2 separate regions of the Homo sapiens genome follow, and region 2 is linked to region 1. Evidence: chromatin loops called from intact Hi-C (ENCODE). Cell type or tissue: natural killer cell. All regions are shown on one strand. Links, peaks and the distances in the headings refer to the core of each region. The heading gives the core; the rest is flanking DNA.

Region 1 (7,309 bases), core at 812-5,811:
CAGAGAATCCCAGGGCTAAAAGAATTCTTAGAGGTGAGCCAGTCGAGGCCCCAGCACCCGCTTCCCAAAGGCTCTTCCTGCCAGCCACCAGGCCTCATGCTCCAGTGGCAGTCCAGCCCAAGCGACAGGAAACTCTCCCTTCTTTTAACTGGAATCTCACATCCAGTGGCTTCTCTGCTTGTGCTGGGTCCCTGCTGGGGCTTCCCAGAATTCTGTGCAACTCCTCTTTCCTGTGAGAGCCCTCACGATGTTAGAGATTTGGGGTGGGGTTCTCATGCTCACTCCAAAGCCCCTACCTCTCCAAACCTTCCTCACCATGCTAAATAGCCCCAGTTCCCCCATATGTGTTCTTATTTGATAGTTAAAGCCCTTTGCCACTGATTTCAACCTTTTAATGTGTGCAGTCAAGAGAGAAACCTGTGTTCTGGTCTAGAACATCACCTATCTGGTTCTTTGGTTCATACTTTTCTGAATATATCCCAAGGTAGTGCAAGCAGTGGCTTTTTGTTTTGTTTTGTTTTTTTGAGACAGAGTCTCGCTCTTGTTGCCCAGGCTGGAGTGCAGTGGTGTGATCTTGGCTCACTGCAACCTCTGCCTCCTGGATTTAAGCAGATTACAGTAGTGTGCCACCACACCCGACTAATTTTGTATTTTTAGTAGACACAGGGTTTCACCATGTTGGCCAGGCTGGTCTCAAACTCCTGACCTCAGGTGATCCACCCACCTCAGCCTCCCAAAGTGCTGGGATTTACAGGCTTGAGCCACTGCACCCAGCCAAGCAGTGGCGTCTTAACATAAGAGGGTCAGGCTCTAAAACACCGTAGGAAGTGAAATCTGATATGGTATAAAAATCACCCTTGAGATCACCTATAAAATAAAGTATATAAAAACAACCAGTAGTTTTGTGTCAGAACCCTTTGTAATAATTCTTACGTACAATAAAGTTTAGAACTGCTGATCTGGCCTAAAGAGTAGAAATAAGGGGAAAAATCTCATCTACAAAAGACTTCTGCATAAAGATAGTGGATTGAACACAGGCATCTACTTGCGCCCACCACCAAACAAAACATCATTTAAATGATACAAAGAGAATTTTTGGTTTTGGTTTTGTGGTAAAATGTATGCAACATAAAACTTTACCATTTTAACCATGTTAAGGTATACAGTTCAGTAGTGTTAAGTACTGAACATATTGTGCAACTGTTGCCAACATTTTTGTCCAGAACTTTTTCATTTTCCCAAACTGAAACTCTGTACCCATTAAACAATGACTCTGTAGGGCTGGGCGTGGTGACTCACGCCTGTAATCCCAGCACGTTGGGAGGCTGAGGTGGGCGGATCACCTGAGGTCGGGAGTTCGAGATCACCCTGACCAACATGGAGAAACCCCGTCTCTACTAAAAATACAAAATTAGCCAGGTGTGGTGGCGCGTGCCTGTAATCCCAGCTACTTGGGAGGCTGAGGCAGGAGAATCACTTGAACCTGGGAGGCGGAGGTTGTGGTGAGTCAAGATCACGCCATTGCACTCCAGCCTGGGCAACAAGAGTGAAACTTGGTCTCAAAAAAAGCAAAAAAACAAAAAACAAAAACAATGACTTTATATTCCTCACTTCCCCCAGCCCCTAGCAGCCACCCTTCTACTTTCTGTCTCTACGGTTTGGCTACTCTAGGTACCTTGTATCAGTGGAATCATATAGTATTTGTCCTTCTGTACTAACTTATTTCACTTAGGGGAGTTTTTTTTAAAAAGGCATAAGTCTATAAACACAAGCATAACAGAAAACGAGGCAACAACAGCGTGGTTTTTGGCATTAGGATACAGGGGTGTGTGTGGCTAAAATAAGGAGGCCTAGTCTGTTTTAATAATGTTGAAACATTTCTGAGCCTTTGCACTTCTTTAGATGAATCAGTTGGTTCTCAGCCTTCCCCATTGACAGCCTAGGATACTGTTTTGTTTTTGTTTTTAAGTCTGCAAAGTTTTTTGTTTTTTGGTTTGGTTTGTTTTTTTTCCTACTTATCTGTCTGCTTTCTATCTTGCCAAGTTTTGTTGAAAAATTCCATTGGTAGCAAAGAGAAGATCCTACCTATAAGCTTCCAGGGGGATAAAATAGATCACATACAAAGAGTCAAGAATAAAAATGGGCTTGACTTCTTAACACCAACACTGGCAGCTAGAAGACAATGGGAACAAGGCCTTTGATAGCATGGAAGAGCATGATTTTAAAACTAGAATTGTATATTCCATCACACTCTTGTGAGGGTAGAATAATGCATTTCACACATAACAAGTTTTCAGAAAGTAACTGGAGAAGATGGTCCACTGAGATGAGGGAGTAAACCAGGAAAGAAAACTACCAGCGGTAGAGCAAATGGGATATCCAACCTGAGAGAGGCAGAGGAAATTTCTAGATGCCTAGGGCGGGAACTCCCAGCTGACCGCTGTGCTCCTGAAGCATGCCAGAGGCTCAGGAAGTGACTTCCTTTGTAAGGTGGAGTTGATAGAATATGTGAGGCATCTTGGTGTCATGAGAAGAGATTTAGAGATATGATGGAAAAGTTTAGGCTTGAATTAGCAAGAGCTATATAAAACACTAAGCAAAGGTGGGGAAATACTGTTACTAATGCTGAAAACAGTAAGATGTTCAGGAAAGGAAAACTGACCATCATTCACCATGTGGCTTAGCTGAAAGTAATGTTATGTTATTATAATACTGATCTTCAAAAGTTTCCATATAATTATATTGGGAAGAGTACCCTCATATGGTGAGGGCATAGATAGGAAAAACCATTAAATTATCATTCTCCATATTGAGAAGTTAATAAATAATGCCAACAATGGAAAAATCACAAAGAAGCAATGTAAATTGTTACCAAAAATTACCTAAAAGAGGTTAAAGTACCAAGGATATCCTTGGTAACTATGGGGGGGTTGGTTCCAGGAGCTTCCTCAGATACCCAAATCTACAGATGGTCCTTAATATAGAATGGTGTAGTATTTGTGTATAACCTCTGAAGATCTCTAGATTACTTATGATAGCTAATGCCATGTAAATGCTGTGTAAATAGTTTTTATACTGTATTATTTAGGGAATCATGATAAAAAAAAGTCTGTGGGTGTTCACTACACGTGCTACCATACTTTGTTTGTTTGTTTGTTTTTCTTTTTTTTTTTGAGACGGAGTCTCGCTCTGTTGCCCAGGCTGGAGTACAGTGGCACGATCTCGGCTCACTGCAACCTCCACCTCCCGGGTTCAAGCGATTCTCCTGCCTCAACCTCCCGAGTAGCTGGGACTACAGGCATGTGCCACCACGCCCAGCTGATTTTTTTTTTTGTATTTTTAGTAGAGATGGGATTTCACTGTGTTAGTCAGGATGGTCTTGATCTCCTGACCTTATGATCTGCCTGCCTCGGCCTCTCAAAGTGCTGGGATTACAGGCGTGAGCCACCGCGCCCGGCCTAGATGCAACCATACTTTAAAAAATATATTTTCCATCGTGGTTGGTTGAGTCTACAGTGTGTAACCACAGACGCAGAGGGCCAATTGTACTTACTCTTGGGAGGAAAAATCGGAGGGAAGCAGGCCGAAGTGGTGACCCGTAGGAATTGTTGTTTTCTGTACTATTAGGCGCTTTAAACTATGTAACTGTATGTCTTTAATAAAAAATAGTAATTAAAGTTAAAGAGAATGTGTACAAAGGAAAGGGAAAGGTACTGGAGGATATGGTCCAGCAAGGTGAAGGGGTAAGTTGAAAAAGTATAAGAGGTGGGATACAGGAAACCAGGGATATAGAAACTCAAGAAAATATAAAGTCTAGCAGTCAACTAAGCAAGACTGGAGCAGGAAGACCCATGGCTGTGGGACACAATGGAACAGGTGGATTTCTTGATGTATGGATGTAGAAAATACTACTGTGATGTTTCACCGATCTGGAACTTTGGGCCGAGTTAGCAATATGTAAGTAGAAAACTAAGTAATTGAGGAATATAGTTAACTTCAGAGGAAAAAACCTCAGAAAATTAGACAAGAAAACATAGTATACTCTGTAAGTCTTCAGTGCACAAAATTTATATGAACCTAATAATAAACACTGAATAATAAATTTGTGAAGTAAATAAAAATATTGGGAGGACAAGTTGAGGGGGATGCCAATGGATAATGCCTAAAACTGATAAATAGAAAGCAAGATAGCCTAAACATCATATTTAGAAAAGTGTGGCAAGTACCAAAAAGAAATAACTACAGCCCATGCGAAGTGGCTCACACCTGTAATCCTAGCACTTTGGGAGGCCGAGGCGGGCGGATCACCTGAGGTCAGGAGTTTGAGGCCAGACTGGCCAAAATGTTGAAACCCCATCTCTACTAAAAATACAAAAATTACCTGGGCATGGTGGTGTGTGCCTGTAATCCTGGCTACTCGGGAGGTTGAGGCAGGAGAATCGCTTGAACCCGGGAGGCAGTGGTTGCAGTGAGCTGAGATTGCACTACTGCACTCCACCTGGGCAATAAGAGTGAGACTCCATCTCAAAAAAAAAAAAAAAAAGAAATAACTACAAAGAGTTGCAAGTGGTATAAGACTGAGAAGTGGGAGGGTGTGGGGCACTTGTTTGACAATTTAACTCTTAAACTCTGTTTGATTTTTAAAAACTATGTGCTTGCTATTTGCATTTTAATCTAATGAAGGTAAAAATGGATTAAAATATAAAAAAGAAAAGCCATCTATATGCAGATGTCTGGGCAGTATAAAAGGTCTGAGAGATGTGCTTAATACTATGATTATTAAAGAAGTTAATGTCTATGAGAGCACCCAGCACATAGTAGGCACTAAATAAATGTTTGCTGGATTTGAATCTAAAGCATGCTTGATCAGACCTACATAGAGGCAATTCCTTGAAAAGCTGCAGAGAATGACTTGTACCATTTGCTGACTTTCCAAGATGGCATTTCTTGCTGGGGCTCCACTGATTATTACTGTTGTACCTGTGGGCATTGGGCTCATGACCCCATAGGTGCGTGTGTGTACATGCACATGCATTAAGTTGCAAAGTCAGTCTAAATGACTTGACTATCAACCTGTCTTTGGCAGCCATATCACTTTTGGCCCAGTTGGCACCATCAGGTTTCTGGACACAGAGGCAGTATTTTCCATCCCTGTCCTACAGAGTGTATTTGTCTCAAGTGTTATGTACTTTTCCAGTTTCTTTGCCCCCAGTAAATCTCTAGGGTCATGAAGATCATTACAAAACAGATAGTCATTTCATCTCTCTTCTTAAAGCCTCTCACCCATTGCCCTAGGAAGAAGACCCCAAATCCTTGGCATTCAAAGCCTAGGTGGTCAATGATTTGACCCCCTACCCATTGCTCTGGCTTTATTTCTTGCCACTCCAGACTTCACTGTTTACACTCAAGTAAAACCAAAGTAATTGCAATTCTCTGTAAACACTACGCCATTCCATACCTCAGGTGACTTTGCTCTTGCTATCCTTCCTGCCTGGACTAACTATCTCACATCTCCCTGTCACACCCAACTCCCAATTCTCTCCACCATGCTGGTCCTTCTCTCTAACATGGCTAACTCTACCCCACTTTAAGACTCAGCTTTATCAGCCCTTGCTATGAGAAGCCTTTGTTGATCACCCCAGGAGGAGAAAGGTGTCCCCTTTTGTGCTCTCCATCAAGAGCATCACAGAACTAATGCATCATCTTAATACTATTAATGTGTCTGATGTGTCGGAGAGGCCCCAAAGGTTTGAGGACCATGTTTGTCTTGATCACTGCACAGTACCTGACCCAGCTCATTCCCAGTAGGGCTGGGACTAATCTTGCAGGTCTTCACAGTTGCAATCATTTGTTCAGAGGTGGCTCTTCCCCAGTCTATTACAGAAGCCTCATGTCTATTCTTGGAGAGTCCCAAGACCATGGCCTCTAAGGTTCCAGCCTTATCGTGGTTTGGAGGCTCCTTCAGTTCCTTGTCATTTGAATGCAGAACTGGATGCTGTGAATGAGTTCTAGAACATGGTTCCATGGGGCAGAGTTCTGACTTTAAAAAAGCCATTTACTAACCAAGCTGCATGGATTTCTCTTTTCCCATTTCATCAAGGAAGCACCCCGGCTAGGTGAGCTGGTTCATTTCATTCATTGACTCAACAAATATTTACTAAGTGTCTGCCATAGGCCAGTTACTGTTCTAGGCATGTAGGAGACAGTAGTGAGGAAGATGGATGAGGTTTCTGTCCTCAGGGACCTGAGATCGTAGAGGAGGGAAGCAAACACAGAGCCATTTGGAGTGGTAATAAGTGCTGAGAAGGGAAGAAAGGGAATGTGGGATGAGGGGGCTGCTTAGATGTGCTGATCAAGGGAGGAGGTCTCTGAGACAACAGCATTTGTATTGTATGGTTCTGAATTGCAAAAAAGAGCTGTTCAAATTGTTATCAGTGGAGGGTGTCCAGGTTCTTGGCATCTTGAACAAAGAATTGGACAAAATGCACAAACAAAGGAAGGAAAGAATGAAGCAACAAAAGCAGAGATTTATTGAAAATGAAAGCACACACCACAAGGTGTGCCTTCACAAGCAGCAAGCAGCTCAAGGGACTGGTTACAGAATTGTCTGGGGTTTAAATACCCTTTAGAGATTTCCCATTGGTTACTTGGTGTATGCCCTATGTAATGAAGTAGTGGCTCATGATTAGTCTGATTGGTTGCAGGAGGGGACCAATCAGAGGCTGAAGTTACAAAGCTACACCCTATGCAAACATCTGATTGTGGAAAGCAACCAATCAGAGGCTGCAGTGAAGTTACAAAGTTATACTTCTATGCAAATGAAGATTTGGCCCAAGGCCAACCTGATTGGTTGTGGGAAGGGAGCAATCAGACATAATTTCAATTTTTCATCTGCCACACAAGAAAAGGGTGGGGGATTTGCAAAGGGAGTAGTTCTGGTCCTTTTGTTACTTTGGTGTGGAAAGTTGAGGTTTTCCTTTTGATTCAGTTCTAGGTAGTCAGCGTGAATTGGCTTTAGGTTCCCTGCCTCTAGACCCTATTCTCCTGCCTCAAAATAAAGAGCTATATAGCTGCACTCTCCAGCCACTGGCCACAAGTAGCTATTAAAGTTTGCATTTACGTGTTTTTTTTTTTTTTTTTTTTTTTTTTTTTTTTCTGAGACAGAGTGTCACTCTGTCGCCCAGGCTGGAGTGCAGTGATGCGATCTCAGTTCACTGCAACCTCCGCCTCCCGGGTTCAAGAAATTCTCCTGTCTCAGCCTCCCAAGTAGCTGGGAATACAGCTTCAAGCCACCACGCCCAGCTAATTT
Region 2 (7,309 bases), core at 1,426-6,425, 55 kb before region 1:
CAGTGTTTTCTGAGTGAGGGACCCTCTTCTTGACTGTGGCAGGAGGGTGCACTCAACTCACACTTCCCCTTTAAGATCACTGCCCTCTCCACCACTACGTCCCTCTGCAGGGGTTGCATCAATCTCTCTTCTTTCTATTTCTTTTCTTTCTCTCACTCTTTTATTTATTTCTTTCTTTCTTTTAGACAGGGTCTCGCTATGTCACCCAGGCTGGAGCACAGTGTGATCATGGCTTACTGCAGCCTCAACCTCCCAGGCCCAAGCAATCCTCCTACCTTAGCCTCCTGTGTAGCTGGGACTATAGGCGTGCAGCACCACACTTGGCTAAATTTTTATTTTTTGTAGAGAAGGAGGACTCCCTATGTTGCCCAGGCCAATCTTAAACTCCTGTGCTCAAGTGATCCTCGTTCCTCAGCCTCCCAAAGTGTGAGATTACAGGTGTAAGCCATCACACCCAGCGATTATCTCTCTTTTCTATTTTCCCTTCACATCTTAGCCTTTTTTCTTTAATTTTTTTATTAGCCTAATCAATGCTATTTTTTATTGTGGTAAAACAGATATAACATTTACCATTTTAAGCACTTTTAAAGGGTACCCGTCTGTGGCGTTAGGTACATTCAAAGTGTTCTGTAACCATCATCGTCATCCATCCTTCTCCAGAACTTTTTCAACATCTTCTTCAACCAAAACTCTCTACCCATTAAATACCAGCCCCCCATTCTCTCCTACTCCAGCTCCTGTCAACCACCTAAATGTTGCATTTTACACCTAAAATGTATTACTATTTAATTGCCTTCTCAAAGGGATTTTTAATACATTATGTTAATAGTAAAAAGCCAGTAAGGCCAGGCGTGGTGGCTCACTACTGTAATCCCAGCACTTTGGGAGGCCAAGGCAGGTGGATCACTTGAGGTCAGGAATTCAAGACCAGCCTTGCCAAATGGTGAAACCCCGTCTCTACTAAAAATACAAAAATTAGCTGGGTGTGGTGGCACACACCTGTAATCTCAGCCACTCTGGAGGCTGAGGCACGAGAATCGCTTGAACCCAGGAGGTAGAGGTTGCAGTGAGCCGAGATCGCGCCACTGCACTCCAGCCTGGGTAATAGAGCGAGATGCAGTCTCAAAAACAAAAACAAAAACAGAAAAGCCAGTAAGATGGCTACCCCTCAGAAATAAAGTAGGAAGCTGCTACAAGCTAGATTTTTAAAGATATTGCTGGTTACAAAAGTTCCTTTCTTCTGTGGCGTGAACTGTCCAGGACCCTCATACTGGAAATGTCTTGGCCTTATCCAGCTGGTGCCTTGCTGCAAGTCCCAAATCACACCTGCTTGGCTGTGCATCATTTTCTTGAATTTTGTTTATCCAACGACTGGATAAAATGACATCAAGTAATCCATGTTAAAGAAGTATCTCTAGGATAAAAATTTTGTGATTTGGCTGTCATTTCCATCAAATACACCAACTAAATCGTAGATGCTCTCTTTATCTTGCCCTCTTGTCCATATATACTAAGACTAAAAACTAAGTGTTTGCAAAAAAGAATACAAAAAATTTTAGCACAGCAGAATTTTCCTCAGAATGAAGTCTGGTATTCTTATTTACATGTTCAATATTTCTCATTTATGCTTGAACAAGAAACAAGGTTGGTAGCCCTTAGGCAAACTAGAGATTCTGGCTGTAAAACCGTTTGAAAAGGGTACATTTCTATTCAAGGACATGGGAAAGCCACATTTAAAAAAGGATGTTGCTTCTCTACACGTAAAACTTGTTGGAAGACAGATTATCCTCCTAGAAGAGCAGATGTTCTCTATTACAAAAGAGGAAAAGCATTTAGACTCTTCCGGTGGTGAATAGAGGCCACAGGTTACAGCTTTCTTTGGCCTTTGCTTTTAAAAAAACATTCTGCTGAAGGCCTTTTGTTGCCAGTGGTGTCCAGCCGGTTGCCCTTTGTATTTGATGATGACGACATTGAAAGGATTGTTTTGTGCAGGGACTCTGGACAAAAAAGAGACATTTGGGACAGAAAACCTTTCTACATTGTGTATATACATAAAGATCGCTCTAAATTTGGTTCCTTGCCAAAGGAAATATTTTCGAAGATTTTTTAAAAATCCTTGAAACTATTCAGGGTAGTGGATCTCAGAGGGGGTTTGGCATTGGTGAGTAGGAGGCATATCGGTACTATATGGGTCAGTTTTTATAATACATGTCTTTGAGAATCATTGTCTTGAATTTTCTTTAAAATGAATATGAAGAGCTCTGTTGTAAACTGTAATAAACTATATTATTAATGGTTATTTATTGTTCCTGTGTGCTACTCCCTATTTGTCAAATAAAATAAATGTGAAAGAAATGAAGTCACAACCATTGACAGCTTTCAATAATCTATGTGTAGATAAGGAATATTCGTGGCAAGTGAATAATCTCAGGTACCTTCTTCTTTGCCGTTTTATTTCTTCGCTGTGTTCTCTTGCCAACAATAATAGCTAACATGGGTTGAACGTTTGCTTTGAGCTGAGTACTGTGCTACACATACACCATCTCGTGTAATCCTCCAGATGACTCTGCTAAGGAGAAACTGTTATTAATCCCATTCTACAGATGTGGTGGCTGTGGCACAGTAAAGTAACTTACCCAAGATCTCAAAGTGAGTGTGTGGTGGAGCCAAGCTTTGAACCCAGATGGAAGGACACTTTGTAGCCTCTCTGTTTGGGTTTTAATAAGTGCAGGTTTATTTTTTTTTAATTAGCTAAAGCAGGGGAGCTCCAATGACAGGGCAAGGGTAGCTTAGCCAGATAAAATATTAGATGTCCAGTTCGATTTGAATTAAATTGCATGGGACATACTTATATTAAAAAATTATTTGTTGTTTACCTAAAATTCAGATTTTACTGGGTGTTCTGTATTTTTATTTGCCAAGTCCAGTGGCCCTAGGCAAGAGGAGTGTTGCAAAGGAAATGAAGGGAACCGCGTAATGTGTTTTGATTATTGTCCTTTGGGATTATTTGTGGTTTTGGGTTCTTTTTGAAAAAAAAAAAAAAAGACTTTTTTCATTTTAAACATGACAATGTATTTTATTAAGCTTTAAACCAGACAGATGTATATTTTAAGGACTTGTAATATGCTGATAACCTATCAAGGGACATCCCTTGATATGCTTCTTTGCTAGGAATCCAAATCTGATCCATGCCAAGATTTGTACCTCATTGGTTTCTCTATGAAGTGAAACTATGAGAAACACTACCCTCTATTTGTTTGTTTGATTGTTTTTTCTTTTGAACAACAGCAACAACAAAAACCCTTTACCTCAATCTGGGTATATCATGACTTTTTGGAAGCCTTATTCTAGGATCTTCTTTTTAGTTGGGATATCAGTGTTAGCCTAATTTCATTTTCTGCAGATAGCTTCATCATCCCAATTTTTAAAATGTTGATGAAATACTCTTGTGCTTTTATCAACTCCTACTTGGTAAAATCCCCTATCTCTGAGTGGTCACCCTAAAATACATGACATGGGCATGGATATTCCCAGCAAAAGTTCTGACACATTCACAAATGCTTCCTGAGGACATCTGTCTGTTTCCTTCTATGCACATTTTGAACATTCCAGCAGTGAGAATGACTAATGATGCTAAAGCTCTAGAAACTGTCACGTGTTGCTGTTCAGTATGTCAGAGCCTGTCTGCAGATAAGCCTCATTTCTTAAGAATAATCTGTCCCAATCAAGCTAGTTTTGCAACAAGGCTCATTTGCAAGTACCAAAGTCTATGACTTGTGAAAGAACCAAGCCACGCAAACCAAACACAGAACCCAGTGACAGAAACTATTGGTCTTTAGTGCGACTGGAAGGTAGCCAACCTGGTTCCCATTTAGGCAGGGAACCAGTTTGTCTCTCCAGTTAATGTCTGAATAAATTACCATTCATGTCCCTGAGGGTTTGGAATGATTGCAAATTATTTCTGAAATCCTGGGTAGAACTCATGTGGCCACTTACGATAAGCCTTGTCCTTCTGCAACTGGTCAGGTATCAGAGAGGTCTCATAAATCAAGATTGTAGTTATCAGGAAAAGTTGTTGGATTCATAGAGTAGGGGCCAAGGGAAAACTTTCCCTTTGCCCTCTGAAATTTCGTTGAAAAATCAATTGACACTAGACAGATTAACGGGAGAAATGGCATAGAAGTTTACTAATGTGCAAAGAGAGAAAATTACACACAATGGGGTACAGATGGTTATATACCCTTCTTCTTAGAGGAAACGGAGATAGGAAGTGTGGAGATAGGAAGTGGGGGGAAGGGCAGTAAATGATTTTTACTTGAAGAACCAACAGTGACCTGGGACAAAGTCTGTTGGGCCCACAGAACAGACAACAATTTGTGACAGAAGTCTGTTCAGATGTGTTGACAGACTTCATTCAGTCTTTCTTCCTGCTATATGAGTTGCTAATGGCAACTCAAGGAAGAGACCAGAAGTAATTGTTTTCTTCTCTGGAGGGTAAGATTTTAGGTAGATAAGGGAACTTCACAGAACCATTTCATCCTGTGCGTAGGGGAGAGACAGAAGATTGAGAGACAGGAGTGAGGGGAGGTCAGAGAGACCTTGAGCCTTCTTCAGGTTCAGAATATCAAAGCATCATATTTGGGGATATAGGTTTCTGAGCCCTAACAATGGGAAGAATGATCTTTCTGTATCATATGAATACTGAAGATTGTTGAAGTGAGCATCTAGTGCTCCTATCTCGATAAATTATCCAATGCCTTTCCCATCTCTTTCTCCTACCCATTCTCTAGTGGCCTGCCCCCTTGCCCTTTTTATTGTAGTGAAAACTTAGTAGTAAAAAATACACTTGGTAAAAATCATGACATCATGTAAATTGTATGTAAAAAGATGACATGCTCATACAAGATGCTTGATTCATTGCCTAGCAGAGCAGGCCACTGGTAGGTCTGCATACCACGAGCTGGTCTGTTTCGAGGTCACTTATGCTTACTATCATTGCAACAACTACTTCTTCCTCAGAAATTAGTCAGTGGAGATGTGACATTTATTTTATCTCAGAATTTTTATGTCTGTTTCTGAAAAGAAAAAGGTACCAGCAGCTGCAGTTCCCACTCCGTCTCCCAAAGGGATCTGGGCTAGAGGGTAGGGTATTGGATTTGTCATCATATTTTCCATCTGCTCACAGATTGTGAGGTTTATTATTGTTTCTGTTATTGTTTTTTGAGACAGGGTCTCACCTTGTTGCCCAGGCTGGAGTGCAGTGGCGCCATCTTGGCTCACTGCAACCTCCACCTCCCAGGTTCAAGTATTTCTTGTGCCTTAGCCTCTAGCCTCCCTGGTAGCTGGGATTACAGGTGTGCGCCACCAGGCCTGGCTAATTTTTGTATTTTTAGTAGAGACAGGGTTTCACCATGTTGGCCAGGCTGGTCTCGAACTCCTGACCTCAACTGATCCGCCCACCTCAGCTTCCCAATGTGCTGGGATTACAGGTGTGAGCCACTGCACCCCACCAGAGTGTGAGTTTTGATCTCCAACAGTATGCATTTTCTAGTGAAATTCGGTTTAATAAAATGAATAATGAGATAATAGCTAACATATATTGAGAACTTCCCATGTGTCAGGTAGTGCTCTGGGTGTTTAGGGTATTCTATTATTTAATTCTTACCACAACCCTATGAGGTGGGTACTAGGATATCTCCAGTTTACAGAGAAAACAAGGTGCAGAGAGATTAAGTAACTTGTCTAAGGTCACACAGACAAGGAGTGCTGGAGCCTAGGTCTAAGCCAGACAGCACTAGATCTTCATGACTTTGTCACAGTGCTTCACCTTGGAGAATAATGAGATGATGCTGGTATGTAGACATGCTAAGGAGGTCTTCCTTGCCTCACAGTCCTGATCAATATGGAGGCTTTTATGTAGTTCTGTTTGCGTTCATTCTTCCAATGCAAAGCTGGAGTTTACCTAGTGGGATAAGATTTGATTTTCATCCTTGAGAATGAGTTGTTCTTCAGGCTGGCCCATGAGTCTTCATCCTGTCAGCATTCTGATTACATTTCTCATTATCATTCTCCTGCAGTGATTCATGAGTATGATAAAACCGAACAGCCTTCTCAGTAAATAAGCAAAGCTTAGCTTACGGGGAAAAAAAAAAAAAAAAAAAAGTAGAGCTTTCCTTGAATCTGGAGAAATTAAGCACACAGGTGTCCTGCAATATTAGTTAAGAGACTACTGCACCCATCATACTGTAGCTTAAGACAGTTTCTTCTTTTAGTTTTTTCTAAAATGTCTCCATGTCTGTGTTATGCCACAAATAACACAGCCTTGGTTAACTTTTGGACTAAAAAAAATCAACTTATTGGCCAAGCATGGTGGCTTACACCTATGATTGTAGCACTTTGGGAGGCTGAGGCAGGAGGATTGCTTGAACTCAGGAGTTTGAGACCAGCCTGGGCAACTTGGCCAGACATCATCTCTACTTAAAGAAAAAAAACCGCCGGGTGCGGTGGCTTACGCCTGTAATCCCAGCACTTTGGGAGGCTGAGGCGGGCAGATCACGAGGTCAGGAGTTTGAGACTATCCTGGCCAATATGGTGAAACCCCATCTCTACTAAAAATACAAAAATTAGCTGGGCATGGTGGCGCGTGCCTGTAGTCCCAGCCACTCGGGAGGCTGAGGCAGAAGAATCGCTTGACCCCAGGAGGAGGCGGCTGCAGTGAGCTGAGATTGTGCCACTGCACTCCAGCCTGGGTGACAGAGTGAGATTCTGTCTCAAAATAAATAAATAAATAAATAAATAAATAAATAAATAAATAAATAAATAAAATAAAAAATAAAAAAACAAAAAAAATAAAAAAATAAAAAAACAAACAAACTAGCCAGGTGTGGTGTGCGCATGTCGTCTCAGCTACTCAGGAGACAGGTGGGAGAATCACTTGAGCCTGGGAGGATGAGGCTGCAGTAAGCCACAATCCTACCACTGCACTGTAGCCTGGGTGACAGAAGGAGACCCTATTTCTATTATAAATAAATAAATTTATTGAATGTCGTATTATATGTAGCATACCATATTTAAGCAGGGTCAAATTTTTGGTCTGACTTTTCAAATTAATGTGAATAAGTCACTTTGAAATTTTGGAGACAAAACCTTATTTAAGTTGAGAAATAGACAAACATTCATCCACTAAGAATTATTCTTTTTATTATTTTTAGTGTGTTTGAGTTGGTTCTTGCAAAGAAAATATAAACAAATCCCAAATATGAAAAAGTTTCTAAGTTTATATTAAGTGTATCCCATGAGTGACACAGGA

What was found. Peaks named below come from ENCODE experiments on the same cell type or tissue, not always from the same donor. Only the 100,000 strongest peaks of a DNase experiment are listed, where the experiment ranks them.
Region 2: a loop joins it to region 1, with 4 times the contacts of the local background. A loop is called at or near these places in 1 of 110 quality-filtered maps.

The regions. Positions count from the first base shown.
Region 1 is chr9:110,081,581-110,088,889 of GRCh38, forward strand. The region is part of intron 7 of PALM2AKAP2 (PALM2 and AKAP2 fusion); the gene reads left to right. Among named protein-coding and RNA genes, the nearest start is that of C9orf152, 120 kb to the right of the region's middle. In natural killer cell, for the core only: no CTCF peak of the experiment used is centred there; no DNase peak of the experiment used is centred there.
Region 2 is chr9:110,025,919-110,033,227 of GRCh38, forward strand. The region is part of intron 7 of PALM2AKAP2 (PALM2 and AKAP2 fusion); the gene reads left to right. Among named protein-coding and RNA genes, the nearest start is that of C9orf152, 180 kb to the right of the region's middle. RefSeq lists an enhancer at 1,753-1,922 and a cis regulatory region at 1,838. In natural killer cell, for the core only: no CTCF peak of the experiment used is centred there; a DNase peak (open chromatin) is centred at 4,443.